2 separate regions of the Homo sapiens genome follow, and region 2 is linked to region 1. A link is an interaction called in ENCODE POLR2A ChIA-PET data of the cell type or tissue named here. Cell type or tissue: Panc1. All regions are shown on one strand. Each heading gives the region's core, and the rest is flanking DNA. Links, peaks and the distances in the headings are about the cores only.

Region 1 (10,659 bases), core at 1,992-6,991:
CTGGCTAATTTTTGTATTTTTATTAGAGACGGGGTTTCACCATGTTGGCCAGGCTGGTCTCGAACTCCTGCCTTGGCCTCCGAAAGTGCTAGGAGAAAGTGTTGCTTTTAAGTCATTTTGTTGGGATGGTTTTAACCAGGGTGTTCACTAAAATATAACTTTGGATGATTAGTCCACAGGTTGTATTGCATTTCCAATACCCCCAGGTAGGTACAAGTCTCATATTAAAGTAGTAATGATAATAACGATACCTAAATTTTGTATGGGGTTTAGAATTTTTTTTTTTTTTTTGAGACAGAGTCTTGCTCTGTCACCAGGCTGGAGTGCGGTGGCACAATCTCAGCTCACTGCAACCTCCACCCCCTAGGTTCAAGCAGTTCTCATGCCTCAGCCTCCTGAGTAGCTGAGACAACAGGTGACCGCCACCATGCCTGGCGAATTTTTTGTATTTTTGGTGGAGGTGAGTTTCACCATGTTGGCCAGGCTGGTCTCAAACTCCGCCCACCTCAGCCTCTCAAAGTGCTGGTATTACAGGTATCAGCCACTGCGCCCAGCCAATTTTCAGAATTATTTTATAGTAACATCCTGGTAAGCTCCCGTAACCTAACCTGAGAATATGCATTAGAAGGATTAATGATCAGATGGCATCAAGTGGGGAAAATTGGTTATAGAGGTCAGGATGCAGATTGCTCAGGTTCAAATCCTTGCTCTGCTGCTTGCTAGCTGTGTGACCTTTGGCAAATTACAATACCCCGTCCGAGCTTCAGTTTCTTCATCTGTAAAATGGGGTGGATTAAATATGTTGGGAAGCACAATGAAATAATGAATCCATAAAGTGCTTATCACGGTACCTGGCATAGTGTTAAGCGCTCAATAAATTTGGCTCGTATGAGTATTATATACTGCATTTTAGGGCTCTTGTTTGTCCTTTACCTCACTCAGGCTGCCTTAAAGTACAAATTGTTTTTAGGGATTCCGCCTTACAGCTGGCAGGAACCTGGAGCCATCTAAGAGCACACCCCAGGGCTTTGCTGGTGGTAGCTTTCCTCGTGTCCTGAGTTGCCTTCTTCAGGAGTGGAAGGCAGGGGGTTGTGCTTCTGCTTTTAGAGTTACTTTAGTATGACTCCTGTGTTAAAACTTCCGCTGGCCGATGGGTGTCTGGGATTAACAAGAAGGCTCCTAGATGGGTCTTGCTTTGTTCTAGCAGTTATTTATACCAGGACCCTGGAAGGGATAGAATTAATATATAAGACAGACTCAGATTTCCAGCTTGGCAGTCTCTACAAACCTCTCATTTACCACCTGCTGCCAGAACCCAGGAGTGACACAACAGGAAGGTGGGCCTATTGCAGGGGTTGCTGCCCTTTTCCTTTCAGGAAAATATGAGGGGTGTGAATGGCCCTTATCTAGGCCTGAGGATGAGCAGGGGTACTTCCTGTTACAGTGAGGATCTGTGAGCATATCAGCTACTTAAGTAGCTGCCTTTGATCCTTCCCCACCCCTTAGCTTATGGAGATAGGGGGGATAGCATCTCTGAGAGAATTTCTTCTGGCGAAGAGGTACCCAGACTTTCCTTTATGCAGTGAAAAATCTCAGCTGCATTTTTAAAAGTCTTCCATGGAGCTGGGTGGTTTGGCTTGTTTATCTGGCTTCCTGGGGGAGTCTCCTGAGATCCTTTGCTTTCCTAAGGGCCCCCAGGAGACAGCAGTAGAACCAACATCCATTACCGTAGACACTTGAGGGGATGTTTAAGTCAATAGTTTTAGGATTAGATTAATTCAGCCTTTAACCCTGAGGAAACTTAAGAGCCAAGTCATCAGATAATTGTGCATCTTCTAGACTGAAGTATGGAATTTAGCCCAGTACTCTGGGATCTCTTTCAGAGCTGAGCTAGGAATCCGCATGCTAGTTCCAGCTCCACACCTAGCTGGCTGTGTGAATTCAGAAATCACTTAAATTTTCTGGGCCTCTTTTCTCATTGGAGAATGAGGGCATTACTGTAAACCAGTGGTTCTTAGCCCTAGCTGCATGTAAGAATTACCTGTGAAGCTTTAAAAACAATACTCAGGCCCTACGTTAGCCCAATTAAATTGGATCTTTAAGGTTGGGGCTGAGTCATTGATAATCTTCACTGCTTCCCAGGTTTAAGTGTAGCTAAGATAACTACGTGGACAACATGACCAAGTTTTAAACAACTGAAAAAAGTTAAGCTTCTGTGTCATTCTGCTCCTCAGAAACCTTCAGGGGTTGTCTGTGTAGTAAAGTCCAGCTCAGGTGCTCTGCATTCTGACCTAGGCTACTTCTGCAGCTTGTCTTCTTTCCCAGCTATATTGTTCTTGGTGTCTCCTGAATGTATTGTCTTTTTTTTTTTTTTTTTTTTTTTGAGACAGGGCCTCGCTCTGCCCAGGCTGGAGTGCAATGGTGCAATCTCGGCTCACTGCAACCTCCACCCCCTGGGTTCAAGCCTCAGCCTCCTGAGCTGGGATTAAGGCATGCGCCATCATGCTCAGCTAATTTTTGTATTATTAGTGGAAATGGGGTTTCACTTTGTTGGCCAGGCTGATCTTGAACTTCTGACCTCAAGTGATCCTCCCACCTCAGCCTCCCAAAGTGCTGGGATTACAGGTGCCCTGCCTGAGTGTATTGTCTTTAATTCTTTCTTTCCCAACCCTGATGTCCTCACCTGTATGTCCCTCCTCCCTTCCCCTGTTCAAAACATATCCCTTTAGGGCCCATCATTCTCCCTTCCCTTGGGAAACTCCTGACCATCCTAATCCTTAGTTATTTCTCCTGCCTCTGCATTGGTTTTGAGCTTCATTAGCTCTGAGTGTATGTTCCAAACACTAGCTGCAATGTAAACATGATAACTCAAGCAGCATTCAATCCTTCAGAGAGTGGGACACATGGAAATACAGGTTGAGTATCCCTTATCCAAAATGCTTGGGACCAGAAGTGTTTCAGGTTTTGGATTTTTTCCAATTTTGGAATATTTGAATTATACTTACCAGTTGAGCATCCCTAATCTGAAAATCTAAAATCCGAGTGCTCCAATGAGCATTTAGTCTGAGCGTCATGTCAGTGCTCAAAAAGTTTTGGATTTTGAAGCACTTCGGATTTTGGATTTTCAGATTAGAGATGCTCAACATGTGCCACTGGGGTGACTTGTATACTGTTAAACGTGTGATATGGTGTATTGTTGGCTATGTCATTATGTATGTATATCTTGTAAATATTAGTTGATGGATAGCTATCCATGACCAGCCTCCAGCTGTCATTTTTACCCTTATTTCCTATTTCCAGCAGACCTTGTGCTTTCTCATCTCCTTGCCTTTAAGTTATCCTCCCTTTCTGGAATTTCCTCTTTTATTCTTATTCTCATTTACAGGAATTTTATCTATTTCTCAAGGTGCAGTTCAGATATTACCTCCTCCATGAAACTTCTTCCCAGCACCCACAAGCTGCAGTGACTCGATTATGCCCTAAACCTCTGTAACCCTTAGAGCAGTGCTTCTCAATTGGGAGTGATTTTGCCCCAAAGAGGACATTTGGCATTATCTGGAGACATGTTTGGCTGTCACAGCTGTTGGGGGAGTGTGCCACTGTCATCTAGTATTGGAGGCCAGGGATGCTGCTACACATTCTGCAATGCATAGAACAGACCTCCCACAACAAAAAATCATCTGGCCTAAAATGTCAGTTGTGCCAAGGTTGAGAAACTGCCTTTGAGTTTGTCCAGTTCATAAGCTTCTATGTATACTGCCTCGAACTGTAACAATTTGTTTATAGACCTTATCTCCCCTATTTAATTGAATTAATAGGTAAAGACTAATTCCAGTCCCCCATCTGTGCTTTCTTGTTATTCACTACATATCAGGGCTTAATCCTAGAGCCTGTGGCCTAATCCTAACTGCTTAAGCAGAGATAAAGACATGTTCAGTGCGGAGTGGGTGTGGTGAGGCAGTCTTCTCAATTCTGAATTTCTCTTCTTTTCACTCTCAGTCTTTTCATCTGTGATGACCTGGGAGAAAGTGTGATTTAGGGCATAAAATGAGCATTTGGGATCGGAAGACCTGGGTTTCAGTTCCAGCTGTGCCATTTATTAGTTGTGGTATTTTGGTCAGTCCATGTCACCTCTTTTTTTTTTTTTGAGACGGAGTCTCGCTCTGTCACTCAGGCTGGAGTGCAATGGCACGATCTCAGCTCACTGCAAAGGTGATCCGCCTGCCTTGGCCTCCCAAAGTGCTGGGATTACAGGCGTGAGCCACCGTGCCCAGGCATGTCACCTCTTTCAGCCTCAGTTTCTTCATGTCTGTTGGTAGCCATGATGCCAGTGCCTCAGTGTTTTAGCTCACGGTGCCATCATAATAATCCAGTGAGATGTTAAATGTGAAGGTGCTCTGTAGATTGGAAAGTGCTGTAATGATTACTCATATAGCCACTGTTCAAAGGTATAAAGAGAGAGGATGTGAATCTGTTTGCTTAGGAGCTCTGCTGACTGCCTTCCCAGCCAGTCCCGTGGCCACTTCCTGTGGCTTTCTAACCATAACTGCTTCAGCACCAGCTCCAGCTGACCCTTTCCAGATTATTCTCTCCAGTATGCCCCCTTTGTTTGTTGCCGTCATTCTGTGTGTTTTTTATTTTTTTTTATTTTTTTTTTGAGATGGAGTCTCGCTCTGTCACCCAGGCTAGAGTGTAGTGGCGTGATCTCGGCTCACTGCAAGCTCTGCCTCAGCCTGCCGAGTAGCTGGACTACAGGCACCTGCAACCTCTCCCGGCTAATTTTTTGTATATTTAGTAGAGACGGGGTTTCACCATGTTGGCCAGGATGGTCTCAATCTCTTGCCCTCGTGATCCGCCCGCCTTGGCCTCCCAAAGTGCTGGGATTACAGGCGTGAGCCACCGCGCCCGGCCATACCTTCATTCTGTTTTGGTTGTCTGTCTGCAATCTTGCCAAAATCAAAGGTGATTGACTCCGCCCCTAGAATACTAGCTAGCGGCCTGGTGTCAGCACATCCTGGCAAGGCCTGACAAAGGCCAAACTTGGTCATGGGAAAAAGCTGTAAAACAAGACAGCTTGCAGTTTCAAAAGCCAATAACTTTCTTATTGTTCTTATTGTCTTTATTAAACTAACAAAGAAATTTATATGTGCATATATATATATATATATATATATATATATATTTTTTTTTTTTTTTTTTTTTTTTTTGAGACAGGATCGTGTTCCGTCACCCAGGCTGGAGTGCAGTGGTTTAATCTCAGCTTGCTGTAGCCTTCACCTTCTGGGCTCAAGCAGTCTTCCCACCTCAGCCTCCTGACTAGCTGGGACTACAGGCACACGTCATCACACCCGGCTAATTTTTGTATTTTTTATAGACACAGGGTCTTGCCATGTTGCCCGGGCTGGTCTCAAACTCCTGGGCTCAAGCAATCCACCCTCCTTGGCCTCCCGAAATGCTAGATTAGAGGCATGAGCCACCTTGCCTCGCCAAAGCAATGTTTTTAAGTGCTTGAAATCTCAGTGAGCTTCATCTGACTAAATGGACACAGTGCAGAATGAGATACAAGCTGAGACCCTCATGTCCCCAGGGTCAGGCCAAGTGTACCCTCCTGCTTATTTGCTGAGTGATCTCCAGCAAGCGGTTGACCCTCACTAGGCTAATACCTGGGGAAATGCTTAGGATTGTAGTAAGGCTCATGCTGGTGGGGAGGAATGTGAAGTACTACTTCTACAGGGAGCTTCAGGATCACAGAATTCCAGCCCTGTCAGGGACTCAAAAAGGTCATCCTGCCCAATCTTTTCCCTTGACAGATGGGGTAACTGAGGCCCAGAAAGGGAAAATGCTTTGCTCAGCACCACTGAGCTATGTAGGGGCCCATTTAGGTTTAGAATCCACATCTGATGTGCTTACATGCTCTTTCCATTACTGGAAGAATCCATGCGTCTCTGGGTGTCTTTTTTCTGAGTGAACAAAGGATTGCACTCTGTATTATCACGCTTTAAACGGTGTTCTGCAGAGCCCTAGTGGTCTCACCACCACTTCAACCAAAGCCTCTACATGTTTTCTGTTTTCTATTTCGGAGTTTTGCTGTAAAACTTGAAAGTCACTGATCTTGTTAATCTTTTAAAGCCCCTCCCAGTGTGTGTCTCTCCTGGATTCCTGGTGACATTTTTGCTTGCATTTCAATTCAGAAATGTTAGATTCTATATTTCTATTATTTATTTATTTAGTTTGAGACAGGGTCTCACTCTGTTGCCCAGGCTGGACTGCAGCGGTGCAGTCGTGGCTCGCTGCAGCCTCAGCCTCCTGGGTTTAGGTGATCCTCCCACCTCAGCCTCCTGAGTGGCTGATACTACAGGCACATACCATCACACCCTGCTAATTGTTTAATTTTTTGTAGAGATGGGGTCTCACTGTGTTGCTCAGGCTGGTCTTGAGCTCCTGGACTCAAGTGATCCTCCCACCTCCCAAAGTGCTGGGATTATGGATTTGATCCACTATGCCAACTAACTTCTATATTTCTTTTCTTTCTTTTTTTTTTTTTGAGATGGAGTCTTGCTCTGTCGCCCAGGCTGGAGCACAGTGGTGCGATCTCGGCTCACTGCAAGCTCTGCCTCCTGGATTCATGCCATTCTCCTGCCTCAGCCTCCCGAGTAGCTGGGACTACAGGTGCCCGCCACCATGCCCAGCTAATTTTTTTGTATTTTTTTAGTAGAGACAGGGTTTCACCATGTTAGCCAGGATGGTCTCGATCTCCTGACCTTGTGATCCACTCGCCTCGGCCTCCCAAAGTGCTGGGATTACGGGTGTGACCCATCGCGCCTGGCCTAATTTCTATATTTCTAAAAAGTGATGTACATAGTCATGGGCTTTTCAGCATGGAGAACTGAACTTCATTTTTCCTAGATTTTAACACCACTGACTTTTACTGTCCAAAGTTAATGGCCCTTTCATAGTCTTCATCCTCCTCCTTTTTTCTTCAGCATTTGACAGTTTTCCTCCACTTTTGTGTAAATCTCTCTTCTCCCTTGAATTCTTTGACATTGTATTTCTGCCTTTCCTCTAGCATCTCTGAACATTTTTTCTTTGTCTCTTACTGGTTCTTTCTTTTCCATCACTGAGTTGTCCTTCAGAAGAGCCCAGGCCTACAGACCTCCTTATCTCTGGTTTGGTGGTCGTTTGGAGGCTTACCTCACTCATTCTCACTCCCACCTGTGCTCAGGTCTCTCTTGGATTCCTGACTGAAATTGATTTTCTTTTTAACAAATCAGTTTCTCTGTTACTTTTTCTCAGCTCACTAATTTCCATTCATTGTTCCATAATTCTTTTATCTCCCCAACTGAAAACTTTGGCAAAATCTAACTCTTCTCTGACCTTGTTCTACTTTTTTTCTTTCTTTCTTTTTTTTTTTTTTTCGAGACAGCATCTCCCTCTGTTGCCCAGGCTGGAGTGCAGTGGCGCGATCTTGGCTCACTCCAACCTCCTCCTCCCAGTTTTAAGTGATTCTCATGCCTCAGCCTCCCAAGTAGCTGGAATTACCACCACGCCTGGCTAATTTTTGTTTGGTTAATAGTGACGGGGTTCTACCATATTGGCCAGGCTGGTCTCGAACTCCTGGCCTCAAATAATTCTCCCATCTCGGCCTCCCACAGTGCTAGGATTATAGGCATGAGCCACTGTGCCCTGGCCAACCTTGTGCTATTTTTACCAACTTTATATCCCAGAGCTCCCCCTCCTTTTTTTTTATTTTTTTCACATTTCGTAATTTCAGGAGCCTGACAGACCCTTGTTACCTTTCAGCGAGGTTTCTGCAAACTATTTTGTTTCTCCAGTATGTTCACATTTTAGTTGATTGGACCTGCTGAGTCTTTAAAAAATCGCATCTTAGCCTGGGCAACATAGTAAGACCTGTTTCTACCAAAAAACAAAAATTAGCCAGGCATAGTGGTATATGTCTGTAGTCCTTAGCTCTTTGGGAGGCTGAGGCGGGAGGATTGCTTGACCATTGGAATTCAAGGTTACAGTGAGCTAAGATGGTGCCACTGCACTCCAGCCGAGTGACAAAGCAAGACCCTGTCTCCAAAAAAACAATTTTTTTTTTTTTTTGGAGACAGAGTCTCGCTCTGTCGCCCGGGCTGGAGTGCAGTGGCACAATCTCACCTCACTGCAACCTCTGCCTCCCAGGTTCAAGCGCGTCTCCTGCTTCTGCCTCCCGAGTAGCTGGGATTACAGGCACGTGCTATCATGCCCGGCTAATTTTTGTATTTTTGGTAGACACTAGGTTTCACCACGTTGGCCAGGCTGGTCTCAAACTCCTGACCTCAGGTGATCTGCCCGCCTTGGCCTCCTAAAGTGCTGGGATTACAGGCGTGAGCCACCGTGCCCGGCCCCTAAAACATTTAAAAATAAAAAATAAAAGTTCCATCTAGTTTACTGAAATTTTGGAAGAAGGCAGGACGAAATCAAATTAATGGAGTCTTCCTTTACCCCATCCTCACTGATCTCTATTGAAGATTGTTGCTAATTGGCTGGGCATGGTGGCTCATGCCTGTAATTCTAGCACTTTGGGAGGCTGACGTGGGTGGATCGCTTGAGCTCAGGAGTTAGAGACCAGCCTGGGCAACAAAGTGCAACCCTGACACTACAAAACGTACAAAAATTAGCCAGGCGTGGTTGCGTGTGCCTGTGGTCCCAGCTACTTGGAAGGGTGAGGTAAGAGAATGGCTTGAGCCTGGAAGACAGAGGTTGCAGGTAGCCGAGATTGTGCCACTGCACTCTAGCCTGGGTGACAGAGCCAAACTCTGTCTCAAAAAAAAAAAAGATTGTTGCTAATAATAATGAAGGCTTTCAGTTCATCTCCTCACCTCAGATTATCTCCATCTCTCCTCAGTGATGAGGTCACATGTTAGACTCTCATCACTTAAAACTGATCATATCTGAGATCCTAAACAAGATTCCCAGGTGATAGATTTTGAGGCTTGCTGTTCTAACAAGCAAGAAATAGCCCTTGCCTCTGAAACTGTTTGCCAAGTAATAGCTGGAACTTCATTTCTCTTTTCTCTACTCATTCCACATCCTCTATGCCCTTAGCGTTATAACTACTGAGATAGTGAGGGCTCTTGTCCTGGTGTGATGACTCAGAGCTTCATTTCTAAGGTGTCTGAGTCGTTGGTATGTATAGGATTGCTTTAGCCTTCTCTTACCTCAAGGAGGTGCCACAGGCTGGGTAAAGAGGAAAAAACTTGCTCAGGGTCCTACAATCAGTAGATGGGGCCTGGCACAGACATTATGGTATATGAGTTGAGTATCCCTTATCCAAAATGCCTTGAACAGCCTGGAAGCAGTGGCTTACACCTGTAATCCCAGCGCTTTGGGAGGCTGAGGTCGGCGGATCACCTGAGGTCAGGAGTTCGAGACCAGCCTGGCCAACATGGTGAAACCTTGTCTCTACTAAAAATACAAAACTTAGCTGGGCATGGTGGCACCTATAGTCCCAGCTACTTGGGAGATGGAGGCAGGAGAATCGCTTGAGCCCAGGAGGCGGAGGTTGCAGTGAGCCGCGATTGAGCCACTGCACTCCAGCCTGGGCGACAGAGTGAGACTCTGTCTCAAAACCTCCCCCCCAAAAAAACAAAAAAACCAAAATGCCTTGAACCAGATGTGTTTCAGATTTTGGATTTTTTCTGATTTTGCAATATGCATTATACTTACTAGCGTTTAAGCATCCCAAATCTGAAAATGTGAAATCTGAAATGCTCCAAAACCCCAATCTTTTTGAGCACAGACTTGATGTTCAAGGGAGATGCCCACTGGAGTTTGTTTATGTATGTATGTGTCCATGTATCCATCCACCCATCCATCCATCTATCTATCCATCTGTCTATCCATCTGTCCTTTGTCACTTCTTCCAGGCATCCATTGGAGCATTTTGGATTTCAGATTTTTTAATTTGGGATGCTCAACCTGTAATGGGAAAAGCAAAGGTTTTAAAATCCTTTCCCTGGCTGGGCGCAGTGGCTCACGCCTGTAATCCCAGCACTTTGGGAGGCTGAGGCAGGTAGATCACGAGGTCAGGAGATCGAGACCATCCTGGTTAACAGTGAAACCCCGTCTCTACTAAAAATACAAAAAAATTAGCCGGGCGTTGTGGCAGGTGCCTGTAGTCCCAGCTACTCGGGAGGCTGAGGCAGGAGAATGGCGTGAACTTGGGAGGCGGAGTTTGCAGTGAGCCGAGATCGTGCCACTGCACTCCACCCTGGGCGACACAGCGAGACTCCATCTCAAAAAAAAAAAAATCCTTTCCCTATTATTCACTTATTTAGAGGCAGGGTCTTGCTGTGTTGCCCAGGCTGGACTCAAACTCTTGGGCTGAAGCAATCCTCCTGCATTAGCCTTTCAAGTAGCTGACACTATAGTTGCATGCTACCGCTCCTGGCTCTTTATTACTTAGATGTGGGGATTTTAGAAGTTACTTAACTTCTCTGAGCCTAAATTTCTCATCTATAAAGAAATAGGCCGGGCACGGTGGCTCATGCCTGTAATCCCAGCACTTTGGGAGGCTGAGGAGGGCAGATCACGAGGTCAGGAGATCGAGACCATCCTGGCTAACACGGTGAAACTCCGTCTCTACTAAAAATACAAAAAATTAGCCGGGCGTGG
Region 2 (10,659 bases), core at 3,716-8,715, 53 kb before region 1:
AGTTGCAGTGAGCTGAAATTGTGCTATTGCACTCCAGCCTGGGTGACAGACTAAGACTCCGTCTCACCAAAAAAAAAAAATTATCTATCTGTCTGTCTGTCTGTCTGTCTGTCTGTCTGTCTGTCTGTCTATCTATCTATCTATCTATCTATATATCTATATATATAAAATAAAAATTCAGGGATATGGCCATGTGTTCCAGGAAGTTCTTATGCTGGTCTAGGATAGAGTTGGAAGGTCCCAGACCTGGAACAACACAGACCTGATGGTCACATGGTCTGAATTCCAAGAGACTAGTGAGCATGGCTTAACTAGCAGCTTTTGCTCCACCCACCAGAGACTGCCAGCATCCCCTCCAGGGAAGGGGCCTTACTGCTCTCCTGCCACCCAGTGGTGTGCTAGAGCCAGCTTGTTTGGCTTGCAGGAGCCAATTGTCAGCATCTCTGTGGGTTTTTTTTTTTTTATTGTTTTTGTTTTTGTTTTGAGAGAAGTCTCGTTCTTGTCCCCCAGGCTTGAGTGCAATGACTCAATCTCGGCTCACTGTAACCTCCGCCTCCTGGGTTCAAACAATTCTGTCTCTGCCTCCCAAGTAGCTGGGATTAAGGCACCTGCCACCATGCCCGGCTAATTTTTGTATTTTTTAGTAGAGACGGGGTTTCACCATGTTGGCCAGGCTGGTCTCGAACTCCCGACCTCAAGTGATCCGCCCACCTTGGCCTCCCAAAGTGTTAGGATTACAGGCGTGAGCCACCGCGCCTGGCCACATCTCTGTGTTTAACATCACCTTGGTACCTTGAGATTGGCCACAGTGGGAGGATTTACAGCATAAAAATTGGTAAACACTACAAATCGGGGCTCCTCCTATCACTCCTGGAAAACTAATTGTTAAACATTAGCGGGCATACCACTTCTCCACCCCATCAAGACTTCACACCTAAGTGCTCACATTTCCTCTGAGAATCTTTCACACCCCACTCCTGCTATCAGTTTCTTATAAGTTAATTAGTAAACCTTATTTGAATGTTAGTGAGCATTATTTGAATGTGTTAGAATGTGCATAAGTTAACTTTGCAGAAAGGGAAGGAAATGTATTTGAAGGATGGCATGTTTTATAAAACCCAAGAGTAGGAACCTGACAACCTCAGCAGCTTCTCCCTGTCTTCCTCTCCTCTCTTTAAGCTTCACCCTCTCTGATATCATATTCCTCCTTTTTCTCTGTTTCTCTCTCTGTTGCATTTGCACAAGGACTGGGTGGGCTGTCCCAGCTCTGACTTTACAACATCTTCCAGTTCAAGCCCCTAGGAGAGACTGACACAAATCCCTGTCTCCCAATTCCACATTTCTGAAAGAAGGAAACTCTGATTGGTGCAGCTAGAGGCGAGTGTACCCCTTGGTCCAGTCTATGGCTGGGAGTGGTACCATGTGGTCTGCTGTGGGGCACAGAGACATGAGAAGGGCTGTGTGTGGAATGGGCTGTGATAGACTCAAACATTCTACTTTTCTATTATTGTACGTTTAGGTGGTTTCTAGTTTGTCCCTACTGCAAATAATGCTGTGGTGAACATCTTGGTGCAAAATCATTTTTTTACATTTCAGACTATTTCCTTAGGTATAAGTTGCAGAAATGAGATTAAAGGATAATAGAATATAAATGTGGCCGGGCGCGGTGGCTCATGCCTGTAATCCCAGCACTTTGGGAGGCCGAGGCGGGTGGATCACAAGGTCAGGAGTTTGAGATCAGCCTGGCCAATATGGTGAAACCCTGTCTGTACTAAAAATACAAAAATTAGCCGGGCATAGTGGTGGTCACCTGTAGTCCTAGCTACTCAGGAGGCTGAGGCAGGAGAATCGCGTGAACCCAGGAGGCGGAGGCTGCAGTGAGCTGAGATGGTACCACTGCACTCCAGCCTGGGTGACAGAGTGAGACTCCATCTCCACACAAAAAAAAAAATATAAATGTTTTAAAGTTATTTGATAAATACTGCCAAATTGTTTTTCAAAAGTGTGCCATATCTACAGCTTCCAGCAGTGTGTGGCGAGTGCGTTACTTTTCTATACTCTCACTCAGCTGGCTGACATTTAAAAACATCTTTTAAATATTTATTCCTTTTTTGGCCAGGTGCAATGGCTCATGTCTCTAATCCCAGCACTTTGGGAGACTGAGGTGGGCAGATCACTTGAGCTAGGAGTTCAAGACCAGTCTGAGCAACATGGTGAGAGCTCATCTCTACATTAAAAAAAAAAAAAAAGAGGCCAGGCATGGTGGCTTACGCCTGTAATCCTAGCACTTTGGGAGGCCGAGGCAGGTGGATTGCCTGAGCTCAGGAATTTAAGACCAGCCTGGGCAACACAGTGAAACCCCATCTCTACTAAAAAATACAAAAAATTAGCCAGGCGTGGCAGCATGCGCCTATAGTCCCAGCTACTCGGGAGGCTGAGGCAGGAGAATTGCTTGAAGCCGGGAGGTGGAGGTTGCAACAAGCTGAGACCACGCCACTGCACTCTAGCCTGGGCAACAGAGCAAGACTCCATCTTTTAAAAAAAAAAAAAAAAAAAAAAGGGCCAGGCGTGGTGGCTCACACCTGTAATCCCAGCACTTTGGGAGGCCGAGAGAGGTGGATTGCTTGAAGCCAGGAGTTTGAGACCAGCCTGGCCAACGTAGCAAAACCCTGTCTCTACTTAAAAAATACAAAAATTGGCCGGGCGCAGTGGCTCACGCCTGTAATCCCAGCACTTTGGGAGGCTGAGGTGGGTGGATCATGAGGTCAGGAGATCGAGACCATCCTGGCTAACACAGTGAAACCCCGTCTCTACTAAAAATACAAAAAGTTAGCCAGGCGTGGTGGCAGGCGCCTGTAGTCCCAGCTACTCGGGAAGCTGAGGCAGGAGAATGGCATGAACCCGGGAGGCGGAGCTTGCAGTGAGCCGAGATCGCGCCACTGCACTCCAGCCTGGGTGACAGAGCGAGACTCCATCTCAAAAAAAAAAAAAAAAAAAAATACAAAAATTAGCTGGGCATGGTGGCACATGCTTACAGTTCCAGCCACTTGGGTGATTGAGGCATGAGAATTGCTGGAACCCAGGAGGCAGTGAGCCAATATCGCACCACTGCACTCCAGCCTGAGCAACAGAGTGAGACTCTGTCTCAAAAATAAATAAATAATAAAGTCTCAAGGCAGGAAAAAAGCAAGTGTCTCAGTCTGAAGGCTGTCAGGCAGGAAGAATTCTCTTACTTGAGGGAGAGTAAGCCCTCTTGTTCTGTTCAAGCCTTTAACTGACTGGATGGGGTCCATGTTAGGGAGAATTCGCTTTTTTTTTTTTTTGAGACGGAGCCTCACTCTGTCACCCAGGTTGGAATGCAGTGGTGTGATCTCGGCTCACTGCAACCTCTGCCTCCCAGGCTCAAGCGATTCTTGTACCTCAGCTTCCCAACCAAGTAGCTGGGATTACAGGCACATGCCACCACGCCCGGCTACTTTTTTATTTTTAGTAGAAATAGGGTTTCACCATGTTGGCCAGGCTGGTCTCGAACTGCTAATCTCAAGTGATCCGCCTGCCTCAGTCTCCCAAAGTGGTGGGATAACAGACGTGAGCCACTGCGCCTGGCTGAGAATTTACATGTTAATCTCATCTCAAAGCACTCTGACAGAAACACCCAGAACAATGTTTTACGTAATATCTCGGCACCTGTGGCCCAGTCATATTGAATATAAAATTAACCATCACTTCCATATAACCAGCACCACATCAAGAAACAACAGCACAAAGCTGGCTGGATTTTGAATGTTGATTTTAAAGTTGATCCAAATATTGTTCAGTATGTAAAATGTGCGTGCTACCCATTGACCCAGTAGTTCTTCTTTTACGAAGGTAGCCTATGGAAATATTCACAGAGATGGATAAAGAAAAATAAAAAGAGGCTGGGCGCAGTGGCTCACCCAATCACCTGAGGTCGGGAGTTTGAGACCAGCCTGACCAATGCCGAGAAACCCCATCTCTACTAAAAATACACAATTAGCCGGGCGTGGTGGCACATGCCTGTAATCCCAGCTACTCGGGAGGCTGAGGCAGGAGAATCGCTCGAACCCGGGAGGCAGAGGTTGCTGTGAGCTGAGATCGCATCATTGCACTCCAGCCTGGGCAACAAGAGCTAAACTCTGTCTCAAAAAAAAAAAAAAAAAGAAAAGAAAAGAAAAAGAAAAAAAGAGAGAGGGGAGGAAATCAAAGCTCAAGAGAGGTTAAGTAAATCTCCCAAGGTCACACAGCTAGTAATTGGCAAAGCTGGGATTTAACCAAGCAGTTTGGCTCTATCACAGCACTTTTATTTTATTTATTTATTTATTTATTTTTGAGACGGAGTCTCGCTCTGTTGCCTAGGCTGGAGTGCAGTGGCACGATCTTGGCTCACTGCAAGCTCCGCCTCCCAGGTTCACGCCATTCTCCTGCCTCAGCCTCCTAAGTAGCTGGGACTACAGGCACCTGCCACCGCGCCCGGCTAATTTTTTGTATTTTTAGTAGAGACGGGGTTTCAGATGGTCTCGATCTCCTGACCTCGTGATCCACCCGCCTTGGCCTCCCAAAGTGCTGGGATTACAGGCATGAGCCACCGCGCCCGGGCCATTTTATTTATTTTTTAAAGAGATGGGGTCTTGCTCTATTGCTCAAGCCAGAGCCCAGTGACACAATCATAGCTCACTGCTGCCTTGACCTCCTGGGCTCAAAGGATCCTCCTGTCTCAGCCTCCCACATGGCCCAGCCCAGCAGCACTTTTTTTTTTTTTTTTTTTTGAGATGGAGTCTCACTCTGTCCCCCAGGCTGGAGTGCAGTGATGTGATCTCGGCTCACTGCAACCTCCGCCTCCTGAGTTCAAGCCGTTCTGCTGCTTCGGTCTCCCAAGTAGCTGGGACTGCAGGAATGTGCCACCATGCCCGGGTAATTTTTGTATTTTGAGTAGAGATGGGGTTTCACCATGTTGGCCAGCCTGGTCTTGAACTCCTGACCTCAGGTGATCCACCTGCCATAGCCTCCCAAAGTGCTGGCATTACAGGTGTGAGCCACCATGGCCAGCTGTCCAGCAGCACTTTTTTTTTTTTTTTTTTTTTCAGATGGAGTCTTGCTCTTTCACCCAGGCTGGAGTGCAGTGGCACAATCTCAGCTCACTGCAACCTCCGCACCCTGGGTTTAAGCGATTCTCCTGCCCTAGCCTCCCGAGTAGCTGGGACTACAGGCGCATGCCACCATGCCCAGCTAATTTTTGTATTTTTAGTAGAGATGGGGTTTCACCATGTTGGCCAGGATGGTCTCGATCTCCTGACCTCGTGATCCACCTGCCTCAGCCTCCCAAAGTGCTAGGATTACAGGCATGAGCCACCGTGCCTGGCAGCAGCACTTTTGATCATTATTTCTGTTTATTGGTAATAGTAAAAAATTAGAAACTACCCAGATGTACATAAAAAGTGAATTGGGGCCAGGCACAGTGGCTCACACCTGCAATCCCACCACTTTGGAAGGCCGAGGCGGGCAGATCACTAGAGGTCAGGAGTTTGAGCCTGACCAACATGCTAAAATCCCCTCTCTACTAAAAATACAAAAATTAGCTAGGCATGGTGGCACACGCTTGTAATCTTAGCTACTTGGGAGGCTGAGGCACAAGAATCACTTGAATCCGTGAGGTGGAGGTTGTAGTGAGTCAAGATCGTACCACTGCACTCCAGCCTGGGGAACAGAGCAAGATTCTGTCTAAAAAATAAAAAAATAAAAAAAGCGAATTGGGTATATAAATCAGTTATTTCTATCTAGTGAAATGGTACAGAGACACTAAAAAAGAAGGCGATCAGCCAGGCATGGTGGCTCATGCCTTTGGGAGGCATGAGCACCCAAAGGTGCTAATTCCAGCAGTTTGGGAGGCTGAGGCAGGAGGATCGCTTGAGCCCAGGAGTTCAAGACCAGCCTGAGCAACATAGTGAGACCCTGTCTCAAACGAAAAAAAAGGATAAAAAGGAAGGAGATCTAGACATACCTAGTGACAGAAAAGTGTTCGTGTTTTACAGTTGCAAAATAAGCTGTCATTTTGGTAAATGTATGTTAAGAATCTCTTTGGCGTGCAGGACCATGGACAGTGTCCACTGTCCTCTCTGTATAGCCTAGAATATATTACAATGAACTTCCATTACCGCTCTAATGGGAGAAGAACAACAGAAAGAAAAAATTGGTCCAGTGAGGAGCTTCAGCCCCTGGGAACTGGTTTATGGCCGAGTCTCAGTTCCTTGCCTGGCATACCACACAGCTCATGGTGGTCCATGTCTCCTGGCTCCTCTTGACTTCCTGCCTCCCTGCCTCCCTCTTCCTAGGACGCTGTTTGTGACTGTAGTACCCAGTCTCTCACCTCCTGCTTCGCCCGATCGTCCCGCTCTGCCATCCGCCACTCTCCTTCCAAGTGCAGGCTGCACCCTTCAGAGTCCAGCTGGGGTGGGGAGGAGAGGGCACTCCCCCCCAGCGAGTGACAGAGCAGCCAAGCTCCCCGCCTCAACCAGCCCAGCCCCTGGATAGCAGAAGGGAACCAGCAGAGACGAGACGAGGTGAGGCGAGGGGCTGTGTCCTCAGCATTGCCTGGCCCTGGAGGGACAGCAGTGATGCCACTGCCAGAATGCAGCTTTCACATCAAGGTAAAGCCGGGTCTCCTGCTGGCCCCTGGGTGGTGAGCTTCGACTTCCCAGGGGAAGGCAGTGAGTGGGAGAGAGACCAAACCTGGGCTTCCCAAGCATCCACTGAGAGATCTGTCAAGAGCCGATCCCTGGGTCCTAAGAGAGAGCCTTGCCTGGTTCTGCCCATGCCACCCTCTTGGAAGAGCCCAAGAAGGATACATGTCTGGCCATGCCTTTGGGGAAAAGGAGTCGGAGAGATGTTTCCTGCTGACCATCCACCCCTTCATTTGGGAGGAGACACTGCTGAGAAGAACAGGCTTTGCTCTAGGGCTCCATGTTTGGTTCCTGGTGGAGCCCTGTTGGGCATCATCACCATCACCTCCTTCTCTCCACCACCTCCTCCTCCCAGCCCCACTGCTCTAGATTGCTGGGACACTAGGGAGTATGATAGGGCAGTAGCCAGGGCCATTGCTTAGTGTCCTGGAGCCCTGGATCTCCCTGCCCATAGCCTGGATGCAGCAAGAGCTGGGAGGCGAAGTGGAAACATGCAGGGCTCAGGGTTGGGGAGTGATTGCAATTGCCTTCCTTGCCAAAGTGACTTGGGGCCCCAACGTTCCCAGCAGACCCCTTGAGGACAGAAATAGGTAGAGTCAGTCTCAAGACCTGGTGCATAGATAAATGCCTAAATACACTGCCTTGATCTCAAGTGATCTCAGAGGCCTCTTTCCCTGGCACCCTGAGAGGCAGCAGGCACTACATCTCCACTGTGTTTACATCCTGCAGCTGGTCGGGGGGCAAAGATATTCCCAGTAAGAGATTCTTGGTTGGCCAGGTCAGGCCCAGGAGAACACCAAGAGGCCAGAGCCCAGGACACAGCAGTAGACTGGGGCCTGGAAACACGTATCTTGCCTAGATTGTTTATTTGAATTTTTCCTACTATAAATATTTAAGGTGGTTTACTTTATTTTAATAATTTAATTTACCCCAAAGTCCCTAAGGTAATTTATTGGAGGTTGAAACATGCATTCTTGCCACTGGGACAACATGAGGCCTCTAACAGCACGGGCAGGCATGGGGTCCCCTGGGTGGACGAGGCCGCTTGGCAGCCAGGTTTGGAGACCTGGCCTCCTGGTCAGCTTTGGAGGGCCCCTCAACAGAGCTGGAGCCCTGCACCCCAACACGGCTGGCCATGTGGCCTCAGAACACTACTTATTACTCAATGCCTGGTACTTGGCCAGCCCCAGCGGTCAGTCTATAAATACTCACTGACAAGGTGGAGGGCTGGACGGCCATCACCACTCCCCAGACGTTCTCCATTGCCTGTCTCATTTCCCTCCCTCCCTCTGACACCTTTCTTCATGAGTCGAACGTGGATTACTAAAGCTCTATTAAGAGTGTGGAGATCCCTCCAAGTTTCCCAAATGAGAACTCACAGGAAAACAGGACTGAACTTTGAGAATGTTGTTTATCGCAGCTTTGCACATAAACCTGAGTGTCTCCCAGCCTGCCTCGGTTCTCACCAGCCTGCCAGCCTTTTCACCAGCCTCTCTCCTTAGCCTTATGGCCTTTCACGGCTCTTCTCCCTGCCCCAGCTCTGCTGCCCGCCCTTCCTCACGTCCCCTGTGAGCTGCCTGAGCCATTGGTTGGATTTCGATGTGGCTCATTGCAGCATGTGGGGCAGCGCCTCCCATGGCCTCGCCTTGGTGCCGGTGAACCCCTTTTGGTTGCACACATGCTCCCCACACACACATAGACATCAGCCTTCCTGTAACTGACTGGGGACCCAGAGTGGAAACACCAGGATGGATCAGCTTGTCTGCAGAATTGCCCATCAGGAAGACCAAAAGCCAGTAGCTTTGCTGATCTGCCCCCAGGACTCTGGAGGCGCCCCTGCACTCCCACCTCCCACCTGCCAGTTCCCAGACCCACCCATTCGGGATCACCTGGACCAGTTACCCCAAGTCCTGCATCTCCCTTCCCTGCAGGCTGAACACCAGGGTCATGCCAGTCCCGCCAGCCGCCTCCTCCATGCCCCAGTGACTGGTGTGGGCAGAGCAGGCAGCCAGTGGAGCTGTGGGCCAGTTCCGCTCTTGGATGCTGCTGCTCTCACCCATGAGGTCAGGGGGGCCCTCCAAGGTTATCTCCAGGTGAGGGGATTCACATCAGGCCACAAGCCACCAGAGGCCTTCTGCCACCTCCCAGAGCGACAGCCAGGGAGGCTGCGTACTCAGCCTCGGGGAGAAATCCCCGTGGGACCTGAGCCCCAAGACCTACGGACCACTCAGCCTTACCATCGTACCGTCCAGGATTGTCCTTGCCATCTTTGTTGTCTCAGCCAGACCTTGGTTTTCAGTAAAGCCCCAGTTTCTACTTCCTGCATGCCACTGTGCAAGGCCACTCATCACTGTTCCTGCAGAAGCCTCTGGACGTGGGGCTGGATGGGGTTGAAAATGTTACATGTAAATATTGGTTTGGTTCGGTTTTTAGCATTTTACTTGGTAACTGGTTGTTTTCTTTTTTGGGGTGGGGGGATTGGTTTGTAAAAATTCTCTACTCTTTTGGAATGTGATTTCTAAGTTTGTTGGTTTCTTCAAATGCCTTTTAAGTCTTGGTAACATTCCCAAAGCAGAAAACTGCCTGACCCACAGTGGGGATTCCCTGGAGAATTGGGGTCCCAAGAAGGAATGCTGCCCTTCTCGAACCCGTTCTCCCCCTTCCTCCTGCCTCTCTGCCTTTTACTGCTATTCCCTTCTTCTCCTCCTTTATCCTTCTTTCTGTTTTCCCCATCTCCACTCTCTCTTCAACCAAAGTCCCAAGGAACCCTCGGGGCTCAATCCCCCATAGACCACTTGGCTTGGGTCCATGGGGTTGGCATCAGTTGGTTGGCGGAAATGGGGGACCAGTTGGCATGATGGCCCTAAACTGGGAAACCTCATGTTTCTTATGTCTCACCTCTTTCCAGAGCCAAATCAGCCCCTTTTGGAATGATGACTTCATTGGAATGCAAATCAAGTCATTTTGGTGCATCAGTGGCTCTTAGGCCTGCACACACGAGACATCAGAATCCAATCCTCTGACCCTGTGCCAGCCCTTTCCCCCAGTTTATTTCCCACCAAAGGCTGACCTCTAAGAGGTCTTGCTTTCTATGAACTCAAGATGGGTCCCACCTCTAGGTGTCCCCAGGTGCACTCTTCTACCGGTTGGCTTCCGATGTGACAAGGCCAAGGGCCCAAAGACTTGACCCTCTTACACCCTTGCTGACATGGTTCCATCATGTCCACCCGCATGCACTTTTATGGTTTCATCACCCAGCCTCTTCTCCTCTGGCCCACCCAGCGTCCAGGCTCTTTCTCCCTCTCCCCTCCTATCTAGAATGTCCCCTGCTTCTAGCCTCACCAGACCCCCCAAGCTCCCACTACTTCTTCCATAATAATAGTAATAACAATGGTTATCATCATCCCCTGCACATCCCGCCTAAAGCACTTTACTATATAGAAAACGTTTCCCCTGGCCGGGCATGGTGGCTCACGCCTGAAATCCCAGCTCTTTGGGAGGCTGAGGCGAGCGGATCAGTTGAGGTCAGGAGTTCAACGCCAGCCTGGCCAACGTGGTGAATCCCTGTCTGTACTAAAAGTACAAAAAATTAGCTGAGCATGGTGGTGCGTGCCTGTAATCCCAGCTACTCGGGAGGCTGAGGTGGGAGAATCGCTTGAGCCCAGGAGGCGGAGGTTGCAGGAGCAGAGATTGCGCCACTGCACTCCAGCCTGGATGACAGAGTGAGACCCAATCTCAAAAAAGAAATCGTTTCCCACCCCACATCTCCTTCAGACCTCTCAGGGACAACTCTGGGAGGCAGCCTTGGCAGGACATGGGTTAGTGCGCCCATTTTGCTGTGAGGAAACTGAGGTACAGGTCTCATCCCAGAGCATGAGAAGTCACTGAGTTTAGATGAGAACTTGGGTCCAACTCTGTCCTGTTTGCTGTGCAAATCCGCTGCCCTGCTGGGGGCTTTTGG

The links. ChIA-PET counts read pairs that join two places held together with the same protein. Peaks named below come from ENCODE experiments on the same cell type or tissue, not always from the same donor. Only the 100,000 strongest peaks of a DNase experiment are listed, where the experiment ranks them.
Region 2: POLR2A ChIA-PET joins it to region 1 with 7 read pairs; 20 of 35 experiments call an interaction of 5 or more read pairs at or near these places.

Annotation. Positions count from the first base shown.
Region 1 is chr20:36,727,695-36,738,353 of GRCh38, reverse strand. The region is part of intron 1 of NDRG3 (NDRG family member 3); the gene reads left to right. Among named protein-coding and RNA genes, the nearest start is that of NDRG3, 13 kb to the left of the region's middle. In Panc1, for the core only: no CTCF peak of the experiment used is centred there; a DNase peak (open chromatin) is centred at 4,480.
Region 2 is chr20:36,782,329-36,792,987 of GRCh38, reverse strand. It overlaps MTCL2 (microtubule crosslinking factor 2), which reads left to right. Exons shown (of 15, transcript NM_080627.4): 15 at 6,351-10,659. The coding sequence ends at 6,503. Among named protein-coding and RNA genes, the nearest start is that of DSN1, 14 kb to the right of the region's middle. RefSeq lists an enhancer at 10,261-10,659. In Panc1, for the core only: no CTCF peak of the experiment used is centred there; no DNase peak of the experiment used is centred there.